2 separate regions of the Mus musculus genome follow, and region 1 is linked to region 2. The links are chromatin contacts, found by POLR2A ChIA-PET in ENCODE. All regions are on one chromosome and are shown on one strand. Each heading gives the region's core, a stretch centred on a gene start or an enhancer-like site at or near the end of the contact. The rest is flanking DNA. Distances are from core to core; before and after follow the strand shown. Region 1 holds the start of Cox8a (cytochrome c oxidase subunit 8A). Region 2 holds the start of Fkbp2 (FK506 binding protein 2).

Region 1 (5,957 bases), core at 268-2,767, 240 kb after region 2:
CCCCCTACCAGCACTAGGGCTAAAGACTAGCCGGTTACTGGGTAGTCAATGTCAAATCTTCATGCTGGTGAAGCGAATACTTCTTAAATAAACCATTCTCACGTGTCCTTGCTTTCTATACAGTTTCTTCTCTTTTTTTGTTTTTGTTGTTTGTTGTCTACACAGAGACAGGGTTTCTCTGTGTAGCCCTGGCTGTCCTGGAACTCACTCAGTAGACCAGGCTGGCCTTGAACTCAGAGATCCACAGCTTCTATAGCATAAGTGCTGGATTATAGGCGTGTGCCACACTGCCCTGCTGGGGTTTTGTATCTTTTAAAGATGTGTTTTATCTATATTTGTATGATGCATGTGTGTGAGCACAGGTATGTGTTTGCATGCTTACCCAAGGTCAGGACGGGATGTCAGATGCGTTGGAGCTGGAGTTACAAGCTTGTTATATGGGTGCTGGAACCTGAACCAGTCTTCATGAGGCTATGCACCAAACGCCATCTTTCCAGCCCCCAGACTCTTGTTTTTGAGACAGAGTCTCAGTATGTTGCCCAAGCTGGCCTGAATTCCCGAGCTCTGTTTTCATGCCTCAACCTCCCACTAAATGGGCGTAAGAGAGGGCATGGCTTGGTTGTCACTGTTTCTTCAGTGGCAGTGCTTTGGTTCTACCCCTAATTCAATGCCCAGATATCTGGATTCATGACCCATTGTCACTTAAAACAGAAGAGCTCCAAAAAAGGGAGGGATGGGGGGGCCTAGGCTGCGGTGTAGTATTAAGAAAGTGCTTGCCTAACACAAAGTCCCGGGCTTGATCCCCAGCACCACATAAACCACAAGTGATGGCACAGGCCTGTTATCCCAGCACTAAAGAGATTATCGCTTCAAAGTCAAATGTGGTCAGCCTGGGCTACAAGAGACCCTGCCTCATGTTTTTAAACTAATGTTTTAAAAGTAAAAATTGTCCTAGTATCTAAATGCTCCTACATCTCTGGGAATGTAGACCTGGTGAACTCTGCAGCCCTCCTTAATAATAAAATGTAGCAGTAACAACCATGACGTCGCTGCCAGTTACCAGGCATGCCCTCCCCTGCGGTGGGGGGGGGGGGGGAATGGAAGGAGAGACGGGTTTAGAGAGGCCGAACAGAGTAAACAAACTAGCGGGCTGACCTGACATCCAGGAACTTGGGAAAAATACCTAGGGCTTAGGAGCAGCCGAGCGACTGTCTCATCCATGCCTTGAGGACAGGCCTAAGCCAATGTCGCAGGCTACCACAGTTCGCCCACCTCCCCGCTCCCGGTCCGTCCCGCTCACCAGGACCCCGAGCTGCTCCCGCGCCGGCTTCGAGTGGACCTGAGCCCGCGGCACCATGAGCCGCCGGGCCGAGCCGGTCAGGCTCCTCAGCAGCAGTGGCGTCAGGACAGACATGACGGCGCGGAACGACCACGGACGAGGACCAGTCCAAGGTCAGGGAGTCAAGATGGCCGAACCAGCCGGAAGTTCCGGCGCTGAAGTTGCCGGACGCCCGAGCCGGAAGTATTTCGGAAATGACGTCGGGACAAGCCCCCTCGCCCGCCTGGGCTGTTTTTGGCGCGCTCCTCGAAACAACCAACCGACATCATCCTACACAGATGGGAGGAGAAATGAGACACCTTTGCTCCCACCTCCACTTTCTTCGAGAGTGACACGCATAGCCACCCAATCACACAAGCTACAAGTCTATTGACTCCTTGGCTCCTCCCTCCATTCATTTAACTAGGATCCTCTCTCTGCCAGCACTGTACTAGTGACTCCAGCTCGCCACCAGTAAGCCTCTAGTTTTAAAAACATAGTTTTACTTTATGAGTGTTTTGTCAGCATGTTCATCTGTGTATGCAGAACGCAGAGAGGCCAAAAGAGGGTGTTGGATCCTCTGGAACTGGAGTTCAGGCAATAGTGAGTAATCTTGTGGATGCTGGGAACTGAACTGAACTGGACCTCTGCAAGAGCAGCGAGTGCTTCTAAGCGCTGAGCTCTCTCTCCAGCCCCGAGACTCCTGTCATTTACTGTTATCCTCTCAGAAACCCGTTTCCACATAACTGGTAACTGTTCTCAACTTCTGCTTTCCTCCTTTTGTGTGTGTTAGGACAGTTTTGTTTTGTTTTGTTTTGTTCTCTGTTTTTCGAGACAGGGTTTCTCTCTGTAGCCCTGGCTGTCCTGGAACTCACTCTGTAGACTAGGCTGTCCTTGAACTCAGAAATCCGCCTGCCTCTGCCTCCCGAGTGCTGGGATTAAAGGCATGCGCCACCACGCCCGGCCAGTTTTGGTTTTTTAAGGTCTCCAGTAGCCCAGGCTGTCCTAAAACCGTGTAGATGAGAATGACCTTGAACTTTTCTGCTTCTATTCCTATGTTCCATGCCTTGTTGCCTCTCTTCTTTCTCTTCTTTATCCCCTGTCTCCCTTCTGCCTTTATTCTTTCTGTTCCTTTCTCCTCTCTCCTTCCTTCTTGTTTTACTAGACAAATACCTGATCAAGTGGTTCCCCATTGCTTTCTTTAAAAAAATATTTATGTATGTGATTACACTGTGTCTATACAGATGGTTGTGAGTCTTCATGTCACTGTTGGGATCTGAATTTTTAAGACCTCTGCTTGCTCCGGTCAGCTCTGCTCGCTCCTGTAAACTCAGTCCCTGCTTGCTCTGGCACAAAGATTTATTTATTATTAATACATAAGTACACTGTAGCTGACTTCAGATGCACCAGAAGAGGGCCTCCAATGGGATTTGAACTCAGGACCTTCGGAAGAGCAGTAAGTGCTCTTATCCACTGAGCCATCTTGCCAGCCCTCCCCATTGCTTTCTAGACAAGGCCCGGATCTTGGATATTGCCCTTCTGTCTGACTTCTCAATATCGCTTGTTTTTTGTCCTTGCTCCTAGGTCTCTTCTCCACCCTTCCAGATTTTGGACTTTTTACTCTTTACATTCTACCTAGAACACCTTTTCTTTCTTTTTTAAAAAGATTTATTGGGGCTGGTGAGATGGCTCAGTGGGTAAGAGCACCCAACTGCTCTTCCGAAGGTCCGGAGTTCAAATCCCAGCAACCACGTGGTGGCTCACAACCATCTGTAACGAGATCTGACTCCCTCTTCTGGAGTGTCTGAGTTTGAGGCCAGCCTGGTAAATCTTCTTTTTTTAAAGTTTTTTTTTTTTTTTTTTTTTTAAGATTTATTTATTTATTATATGTAAGTACATTGTAGCTGTCTTCAGACACTCCAGAAGAGGGAGTCAGATCTCCTTACGGGTGGTTGTGAGCCACCATGTGGTTGCTGGGATTTGAACTCTGGACCTTCGGAAGAGCAGTCGGGTGCTCTTACCCACTGAGCCATCTCACCAGCCCAGTTTTTTTTTTTTTTTTTTTTTTTTTTAAGATTTATATATTTATTATATAAGTACACTGTAGCTGTCTTCAGACACTCCAGAAGAGGGAGTCAGATCTTGTTACAGATGGTTGTGAGCCACCATGTGGTTGCTGGGATTTGAACTTCAGACCTTTGGAAGAGCAGTTGGGTGCTCTTACCCACTGAGCCATCTCACCAGCCCCTCAAATAGCAAGTTCTAAACCAGCCAGGGCTACATAGTAAGATGCTGCCTCAAATAATACTGATAGTAATCTTAAGTATACTTATCATTTTACCATTGATTGAAGACAAGTAGCTGGGAATAAAGTGATTGCCTCGCATGCACAAAAAGGGTCCTATTCTCCAGCACTATATAAACCTGACTTGGTAGCCCACAACTGTAATTCTAGCATTTAAGAGGTGGAGTCCAGAGACTATATGTCATCCTTAACTATGTATCAAGTTTCTAATGAAGTAGGGATTTTGTATGGGTATCCCTCACACTTTTTTGAAAATTTTGAGACAAAAATCTGGGGTTTTTTTTTGTTTTTTAAAAGATTTATTTATTATATGTAAGTACACTGTAGCTGTCTTCAGACACTCCAGAAGGCGGCATCAGATCTCATTATGGGTGGTTGTGAGCCACCATGTGGTTGCTGGGATTTGAACTTCGGACCTTCGGAAGAGCAGTCAGGTGCTCTTACCCACTGAGCCATCTCACCAGCCCCCAAAAATCTTACTATATGGACCTGGCTGGTCCGATATTTGCTATGTGGACTCAGCTGACATCATATTTATAATAATTACTCTGCAGGCTTTGTCATTATTGGTTGTTGTTGTTTTTGTATATTACAGGGTCTCCGATGAGCAGTGGTGGCACACACCTTTAATCCCAGTACTTGGGAGGCAGAGGCAGGCAGATTTCTGAGTTCGAGGCCAGCCTGGTCTACAGAGTGAGTTCTAGGACAGCCAGAGCTACACAGAGAAACCCTGTCTCAAAAAACCAAACCAAACCAAACCAAACAGGGTCTCACTCTTATAGCCCTGAATAGTGTGCTTCAGCCTCCCTGAGCACTGGGATTACAGGCATGAACCATGTCCAGCTATAGAGATCTCTCTGTAGTGACTACTTTTCTTGTGATGAAACACCATGACCAAGGCAAGTTAAGATGCAGTTTGTTTGGGCTTACTGTTCCTGAGGGCTAAAGGCCATGAAGCTAGAGTGGAGGCAGTAGGTAGCAGGTATGGTGGCTGGAGCAAGAAGTTGAGAGCTTATTTTGATCTCAAACACAAAGAAAAAAGGCAGAAGTGGGAATGATGGTGCCTAGCTTTCAAAGTTCAGAGCCTGTCTCCTATGACACAATTCTTCCAACAAGGCCACACCTCCTAAACATATCCAAAGGGCACCATCAACTGGGGACCAAGCATTCAAACTTGAGCCTCTGGGGACCATTCTTGCAGAACCATGAAAGGCAGCCTGGTTTCTGGTCAAGCACAGGCTTAAAACCCAGTGACACTGCAGAGACGGTAGGCATTTTGCCACTCTCCTGGACACCAGGCTCCTGGCACAAGGCCACAGCTCTCCATAGGTTTGTGGCCATCAGTCACGTAAGGGCAACACCCTATGACCTTCCATAGGTAGAGGATGTGACCTGTGGTCACATAGCCTCAAGACAGATCTCCATTTTAATGAAGTACCTAAAGGTATGAAGGGCTTAGCCAATAAACTCCCCTTTCCAGACACTCCTCCCTGCAAAAGGTGTTTAACTTCAGGCTCACCCTGAAAAAGTGGGGTACAGTTCTACTCTTCACCACTCTCTGCCATAAATGACAATAAATGCCTTCAAACCATGGACTGTCTCTTTTTTTTGGGGGGGGGGTGTTGTTGTTTGTTTTGTTTTGTGTTTGTTTTTTTTTGAGACAGGGTTTTCTGTATCGCCCTGGCTGTCCTGGAACTCACTCTGTAGACCAGGCTGGCCTCAATCTGCCTGCCTCGAAAGTGCTGGGATTAAAGGTGTACGCCACCACACCCGGTTGGACTGTCTCTTTTCATGGGGATCTGCCATGGGGAGCAATGGAACAGGCCTTCGCCTAAAGAGCCTGCCACCTAATCTCTCCCAGAAGGCCCCTCAGTGCTCCCAGCTGTGGGGAATTGCAGGTTGATCTCCAGTTGAGCTGAGGTCTGAACCCCGGTGGTGATAATTCACCTAAAGGAGACGGTAGGTGTTCCCTCATGTTCCTGGAACTCTGGCCCCTGCCTAAGTTACCGCCCCCCACAACCCCCACAAGAGAAGCATGGTCAGTAGTCACGTAGGCAAAGGCCCAAGCTTCTGACCTTCAGGCTAAACTCCTCCCCAGTTACCTAGCAACAGTGAAGACCATAAAAAGGGCTGTTCAGCCCCACCTCACTCTCTTCTCACTGCTCTCCCCTTCTTACCCCTCACTCTCACCCTCTCTCTCCCCTTTTTGTCTTCTCTCTCCTGTCTTCTCCTCTCCTTTCCTCTCTCCCTCTTACTCTTTCTCTCTAGCCTCCCCCACCCCCTTTCTCTCTTTCCCCTGTATTTCTATAATAAAGCTCTAAAACCATAGAGAGT
Region 2 (6,324 bases), core at 2,610-5,109:
ATACCCGGGCTGCTAGGGTCAAGGTAAGCTGAGGTCACCTAGTGGAGGGTTGTCTGGAGACACGGCCCCTTGGGGAGGCTTGGCCCTAGGGCCATACCTTCTTTGGTTTGGGTCATCTGCCTCTGGAAAAATAAGGCTCACGGAACTTAACTTAGCTATGTTCCTAAGTGGCCTCAGTCCCTGGGGAGGGTATAGGTGAACTGAGAGCCCCTGTCCTCAAGAAGTCACTATGTGCTGTGTTCTCCCTTGCCAGGAGCTGTTAGTTGACTGTTACAAACCCACTGAGGTAAGCTATTCTCCTTGCCCTTAGGGTGGGTGTGTATGTGTGCAGCTTATCATCGGGATCCTGGCCTCTCTAACAGCCCCCTCCTATCTAGGCCTTCATCTCTGGCCTGCTGGACAAGATCCGGGGCATGCAGAAGCTGAGCACACCCCAGAAGAAATGAGGGTCCTGACTCAGACGGCCGTGGCTCCCACAGGACAATCGCTGCCCCCCAACCTCGTAGCAACAGCAATACCGGGGGACCCTGCAGCCAGGCCTGGTGCCATGAGCAGGGATCCCCGTGCCCCTGCCTAGGGGTCATTTCCCTTGCCCTCAGTTTTCCACTTTTGGGGTTTTTTATTGTTATTAAACTGACGGGACTTTTTGTGTTTTTATATTGACTCTGCGGCGCAGGCCCTTTAAAAATAAAGCTAGGATACAGCCTTTGGAGCAGCTAACAGGCTTGGCTGGTCTTTTACGGGGGACACACTGCTCTACAATTGTCACCAGCTCGTCTACTCCCCAGGTGATCCTGGGCCTTCTTGGAGCCCATGTAGCCATGGTGATAACTCAGGCTGACTCCCAGATTGCTATTCCAAGCAGCTGGGGAGCAGTGTTGCTACCTACAGTCTTCAGAGTTTTTATCCGCACTGGGTAAGGTCTCTAGGCTGTTGAGGCTAAACCTCAACGCTCTGCAATTATCAGGGAAGATATGATATGAGATTGAAGCTGGTTTTATTTTCCCTTCCCCCATGCTGGGGGTTCAACTTGGGGACCAACCCATTCACGTTACACCAGTGCCCTGCCCTAACACTGATGCTAAGGTACTAATCTAAGTTCCTTAGGATCCACAAAGAAATACAGACTCACTCTTGGGGGTTTTAAAGGTTTTTTTGTTTGTTTTTGTTTTTAAACAGTCTGGTCCCTGATGGGGGCCTCCTAGCCCTCTGCAGCCTGCTACAGTTCTGGTCCCTGACGGGGGGGCCTCCTAGCCCTCTGCAGCCTGCTACAGTTCTGAGCGTCTCTCAATCTTGAGCAGCTCCACCTCAAACACCAGGGTTGCTCCACCTGGAGAGAGAAGTGCCATCAGACTGGGACCTGGGACGCTGGGAGAGTGACGGGCTGAGGGTGGTAAGGGTATTACCTGGGATCTTTGGGGGGGCTCCCCGCTCTCCATACCCTGTCAAAAGCACAAAGACAAAGAGTTAAGTTGTGGCCAGGCTCCCTTCTAGCCCACATAAAGGATGGGGGGGGGGGGGTTTGCAGGGGTGACAGGAGAGGGTGAGAACACCAAAAGTCTGGCACTGAGCGATCTACAATTGTCACTCTCTACTGCTCTGCAGTTGTCACCAGCTCAGCTAGCGCGAGCTTTCCTCAATCCTGGCTGCTGAACACAAGCCAGACTTGAAAGTGGCGTATATGCTGCCATGACTAAATGGAGTGGGGACCAGTGAAACTTTAATTCATCCTTAGGCACATCTAAGCCCTCTCCCCATTACCTCCCAACCCCAAGGGCCTCTTACCCAGCTCGGATGGGATCACCAACTTCCGCTTTTCCCCTTCACACATCCTGCAGGATGACACATGCTTAGCACATGAAGCGCCCAGACCCCTGTCCCACAGCTGGGCCTTCCTCCCACAGCTCGCTTGCTGGATCACTCACTACAACATGTACCCCAGACCAGACTTACCCCAGCAGCCCCTGGTCCCAGCCCTTGATAACCTGGCCAGTGCCAAGGGAGAAAACAAAGGGCTGGTTCTGTGGTAGGCTGCTGTCAAACTCCGTCCCATCTTCTAGCTTTCCCTGTGAGACCATGGGAAAACTAGTAAGGAGAGGTGACAAGTCCACAACCCTTCCACCCAGCTAGTCTCCCCACCACAGCCCCAGGGCCAATGCCTTGGGTAGCTCATGTGTGTTAATTTGGATGCTGATATCTAGCTGAGTAAACTGAAAAGCAAGATAGAATCGTGGGAAGGAGCTTAGAGGTCAAAGGGGGATAGATGTGTTTGAGGTTATCTACCTAGCTGAGAAAAAACAGATGCCAAAGTCCTTTCAGGTCCTGAAACCTGCCAAAGCCCCAGAGGCTGCTCCACTCTGACACTTACCGTGTAGTGCATGTGTAAGACATCTCCCTTTCTAGACTTGATAGGACAGTGGTCCACACGTTTCTTCACTCCAATCTGCAGCTTCCGTTTGCCTTCGGCCCCCGTGGCTGCTGCCAGGGCACTCAGGCAAATGGACAGTATTGTCAGGATCCAGCTCAGCCTCATGTCTCTGTAGGCAAAGGCCACCCCACCCCCAACCAAAAAACTGGGGGGTGGAGTCATGGGACGTCTTCAGTCTGTATCAGGAGGACGCCAACTCCCCATTATATCTTGCCTGTTTCTGGGGAATCCCACAGTCCTGGGTCACCACCCCCTCCCCTGGGCTCTGTAGCCACACTTACCAGTCCAGTGAGAAGGGGGCTTGACCGAGGACCCCAGCAGCGAGGGGAGGGGGTCAGGGGAGGCCACAGCAGCCAGTGCCCCCTCCCTTTGCTCACTACCTGACCTTCTCTCCCTCCCAGTCCCCATCTCCGTTCTTCAGTTCCCGCTAGCCCCTTTACGCAAAGTCCAAACCCTATCTGATTGCACCGGATTTGTCCCGACTGGACGACCCCACTCCCGCCACACCCAGCTGCCCCCTGTCCAGCACACCCACACATCTGCGGCTGCTGCAGGTGTTCGGCCCCGAGGCACCCACACATCTCCACTAGGTGGCTCTGAGGAGCCCCGGTCCTCCGGGGGCACCCCCCAGTCCGGCCCCGTGCCTCCTCCACCAGGGGCACCTCCCCAACTCTGAGCTCTTGGGGGCCTCCGGGGAACCCAAACTGGCTCAGAGTCAGCAGGGCGCCGAGCTCGCTCCACCCACACCACCTCTCCAGGGGGAGTTCTCGGTCTACCGCGACCCCAGGCGCGGCCACCACGGAGACCGCCCCCGCGTGGACGCCCCCGGCCATAGCTCAAGCTTAGCTCTGCGCAAGGCTCCTTGGCCCCACCCTTTACGGCGTGAAGCTCCGCCCCCTGACCTGCAGCTCCACCCTCCGCAATGTTAGACCTAGTCTCCAGCAGAGGGGCCACGCCACTCACTGACTGAAGTCCCACCTCCAACGACTGGGATCTCACGCCCTCTGTCTCCGAGCCAAAGGCTCCACTTTCCACCTGCTCCAGCTCCTCCTCTAAACCCCAAGCCCCGCCCCCCACGCCTCCTACTCCAGCTATGGGCCACTGGGTTCCGCCCTCAACTCGCACTGGCTCCGTTGTCCCTCCCACCGCTGTTCCGCGCCCCGCCCCGAGCCCCAGGGCTCCGCCCCGTACGGCGTGAGAGCCCGCCCCCTGCGGCATTGCCAGAGGCCGGACCCCAGCCCCAATTCCTTCGTTTGCTGCCCCTGGCTGGCACGCGGACTCCGGCCCGCTTCAGGCCGGCCTGCCCCAGGTTGCCCTCCTGCACCCGGATCCCCCAGCCTGGGCTGTGGCCCCCCGCTCACCTCCTCGCCGCGCCCCCGGAGCCAATCCCGCTCGTGCTGTCACTTCTGCGCAGGCGCGTCTTCGTCGCTACAGGGCGGGACACGCTGCCCGCCCTCATTGGACCGTCCAAAACCCGCTGCTGCATCTATGGGCGGGGCTTCTCATTTGGCCCTGCCTCCTGAGTGACTGCGTGACAACGTCACTTCCGGGGTTCAGATTCCGGGTCTAGTTTGGCAAAAGTTGTGTCCGAGAGACAGAAGGCAGTTCCAGCCAAGGTGACATGGTCAAGCAAGTATGACTGCACGCGCCTGGAGGGGTTCTAGCAGGCACCGTGCTGACTTCCTGACCGGCACGCCTTTGGGTAGTTGTTGTGGGAAGAGGCTAGGGGTTCGGAGCGACAACCCGGATTTGAATCTTAGTTCTTTCATTTCTTGGCTGGCTGCGTGACCTTGACTAAGTTCGTTCTTTTGGTGGTGCGCTCTATGACACCCATACCACATGGCCCTGAGCTATGCGGACCCCTTTCATCTTGTGGTCTACAGTGTCAAGTCTCATCTGTGGGTGAACAAACGTCTCCTGGGCCAGGTCTATCATTCACTGCCCAGGAGACACATTCTCTAACCTAAAGATCCTGAAATTTAGAGGAAGCCAAACCTGAGTTAGGCTATGGAGTCTAGTGATTTCATACCCGTCTTAGGCCGTTTGCCCTGCTAAGACCATTTATTCAGATACCAATGGAAGATAATCATGATGTTGACCCCAAGAGAAGCATACTGCATATCTGATGAAGCTTAGTGGGTTCTGAATGTTTAGCTCTCAAATCCTAACCTTCACTGAGCCAGAGCATGATCACCAATATCACTGCTGAGAAAGTTATTTAAACATGATAAAAAATGGTGTGCTGTCCCATGACTGTAATGTCAACACTCTAGAGGTAGATATAGAGGGATCAGAAATTCAAGGACATTCCAGCTACATGAAGAATTCTGAGTCAGCCTAGGATACAGGAGACATTTTCTTAAAAGAGAAAGTTCAAAAGCAGCATCAGGGCTGAAGATGCAGTAAATCAGTAATATTTGCCAAACATGTATGAAGCCAGGAAGTTTAAGGTCATGCAGGCTATGTGAGACTCTCATGGATGGGTAAGTAATTATGTGATGATCATCATCTTGAGGAATTCTTTAGTTTACCCTACTCCTGCTTTGATACCACCAAGATCATGACCTCAGTGTCAGTCCCTTCATTAGGGCGGCTACTTTCAGTTACTTCTGTCCCTGAATGTTCTGTAGCAGGCCAAAGCCTTGGTGCTTCGCTAGCCTTCCCACACTACCCAGGACAGTGGAGAAGGGTAGACACTGAGCCTGGACCAAGTAGGTTAGGAATCTCAAACAGCAGCTGATGAATCCTGGGATGCCAGGGATTGTAGGTGGAGAAGACTCTGGGTGTGTTTCTTTAAAAAGGCTTTCCAGTCGGGCATTAGTGGCGCATGCCTTTAATCCCAGCACTTGGGAGGCAGAGGCAGGTGGATTTCTGAGTTCAAAATCCAGACCAGCCTGGTCTACAGAGTGAGTTCCAGGACAGCCAGGGCTATACAGAGAAACCCTGTCTTGAAAAAAAGAAAGAAAAAAAAAAGGCTTTCCAGTCATATGAAGGCAGGATTGAGGCATGAAAGGGGCAGCCACAAGGAACAATATTGCAAGTGTATACTCAACAGAGAAAGTGGGTGATACCTCCTATTATATATATATATTATTATATATATTAAAAACAAAAACAAAAAAAAAAACCTCACACTAGTTGAGAGCCAAGAGGGTTCCGTTTGGTGGCAATTATCTATTCTTGCCATGTGAATCTGGGAAGCAGTTCTTATGGTCTAGGTCTCCTTAATTTCTGGCCAGGGTAGTCAGAATCCTTGTGGTGAGCAGGAGGCAAGGACTTTTTGTAACAATCTGTGGTTGTGGCTTTACCTGGGAACTGCTGTCGGGGTTGGGCACACTGGCACAGTAAGATAGGAAGCAAAACTGAAATGATGCTGTGTTGCGCTTTCCTGCCCAAGCTGGCCAGCCTGGAGAGTAGCAAACAATGACAGAAGCAGCCATAGTGTCTTCCATCTCTTTTATCAGAGTGTGAGTGTGTGTGTGTGTCACAGTTATCATAACAGAACCCAAATCCCGTTATTGGTAGAAGTTTGGGGTTTTCATAGTGAGGGGAGACAGCCAGCCAGAAGATGCTCACTTGACCAGGGTGGTTAAGTGAGAGAGTACCCTGGCCCCTGAGGTGAGACATGAGGTTCCTTGACAATTGTTAGATGGCAGCTCTGGGAGATAAAAGATGGCGAGAGAGCTCTCTAAAAGGTCCAGGTCCTGGGGCAGTGACCTCCCAGACTGAGGAGGTTCGCCTGTGCTCCACTCTTCTCCCTGTGAAGCAGGGCCATAAAAGCAGCCGGGCCCGTGGAGTCTGGAAAGCAGCTTGTCACTTTCGCGGCTTCCGGCACCTGGGGAGTGGAAAAGGGGTGTCAGTGCTGGCTGGAGCTTCACCCCAAGCTCTTCTTTTAG

The links. ChIA-PET counts read pairs that join two places held with the same protein, here RNA polymerase II (POLR2A).
Region 1: POLR2A ChIA-PET joins it to region 2 with 10 read pairs in embryonic stem cell. The contact joins the promoter of Cox8a here to the promoter of Fkbp2 in region 2. POLR2A ChIA-PET finds 5 or more read pairs at or near these places in 3 of 5 experiments (Patski and embryonic stem cell).

The regions. Positions count from the first base shown.
Region 1 is chr19:7,216,099-7,222,055 of GRCm38, forward strand. Cox8a (cytochrome c oxidase subunit 8A) reads right to left here and starts at 1,518. Exons shown (of 2, transcript NM_007750.2): 1 at 1,301-1,518. The coding sequence starts at 1,414.
Region 2 is chr19:6,976,605-6,982,928 of GRCm38, forward strand. It overlaps Fkbp2 (FK506 binding protein 2), which reads right to left and starts at 3,860. Exons shown (of 6, transcript NM_001166368.2): 1 at 3,790-3,860; 2 at 2,369-2,537; 3 at 1,954-2,066; 4 at 1,786-1,832; 5 at 1,407-1,442; 6 at 1,133-1,330. The coding sequence starts at 2,533. The coding sequence ends at 1,269. It overlaps LOC114841036 (Uncharacterized protein LOC114841036), which reads right to left and starts at 3,836. Exons shown (of 6, transcript NM_001370419.1): 1 at 2,710-3,836; 2 at 2,369-2,537; 3 at 1,954-2,066; 4 at 1,786-1,832; 5 at 1,407-1,442; 6 at 981-1,330. The coding sequence starts at 3,646. The coding sequence ends at 2,846. Ppp1r14b (protein phosphatase 1, regulatory inhibitor subunit 14B) reads left to right here. Exons shown (of 4, transcript NM_008889.2): 2 at 1-23; 3 at 254-286; 4 at 378-720. The coding sequence ends at 446. Vegfb (vascular endothelial growth factor B) reads right to left here. Exons shown (of 7, transcript NM_001185164.1): 7 at 5,868-6,263. The coding sequence ends at 6,242.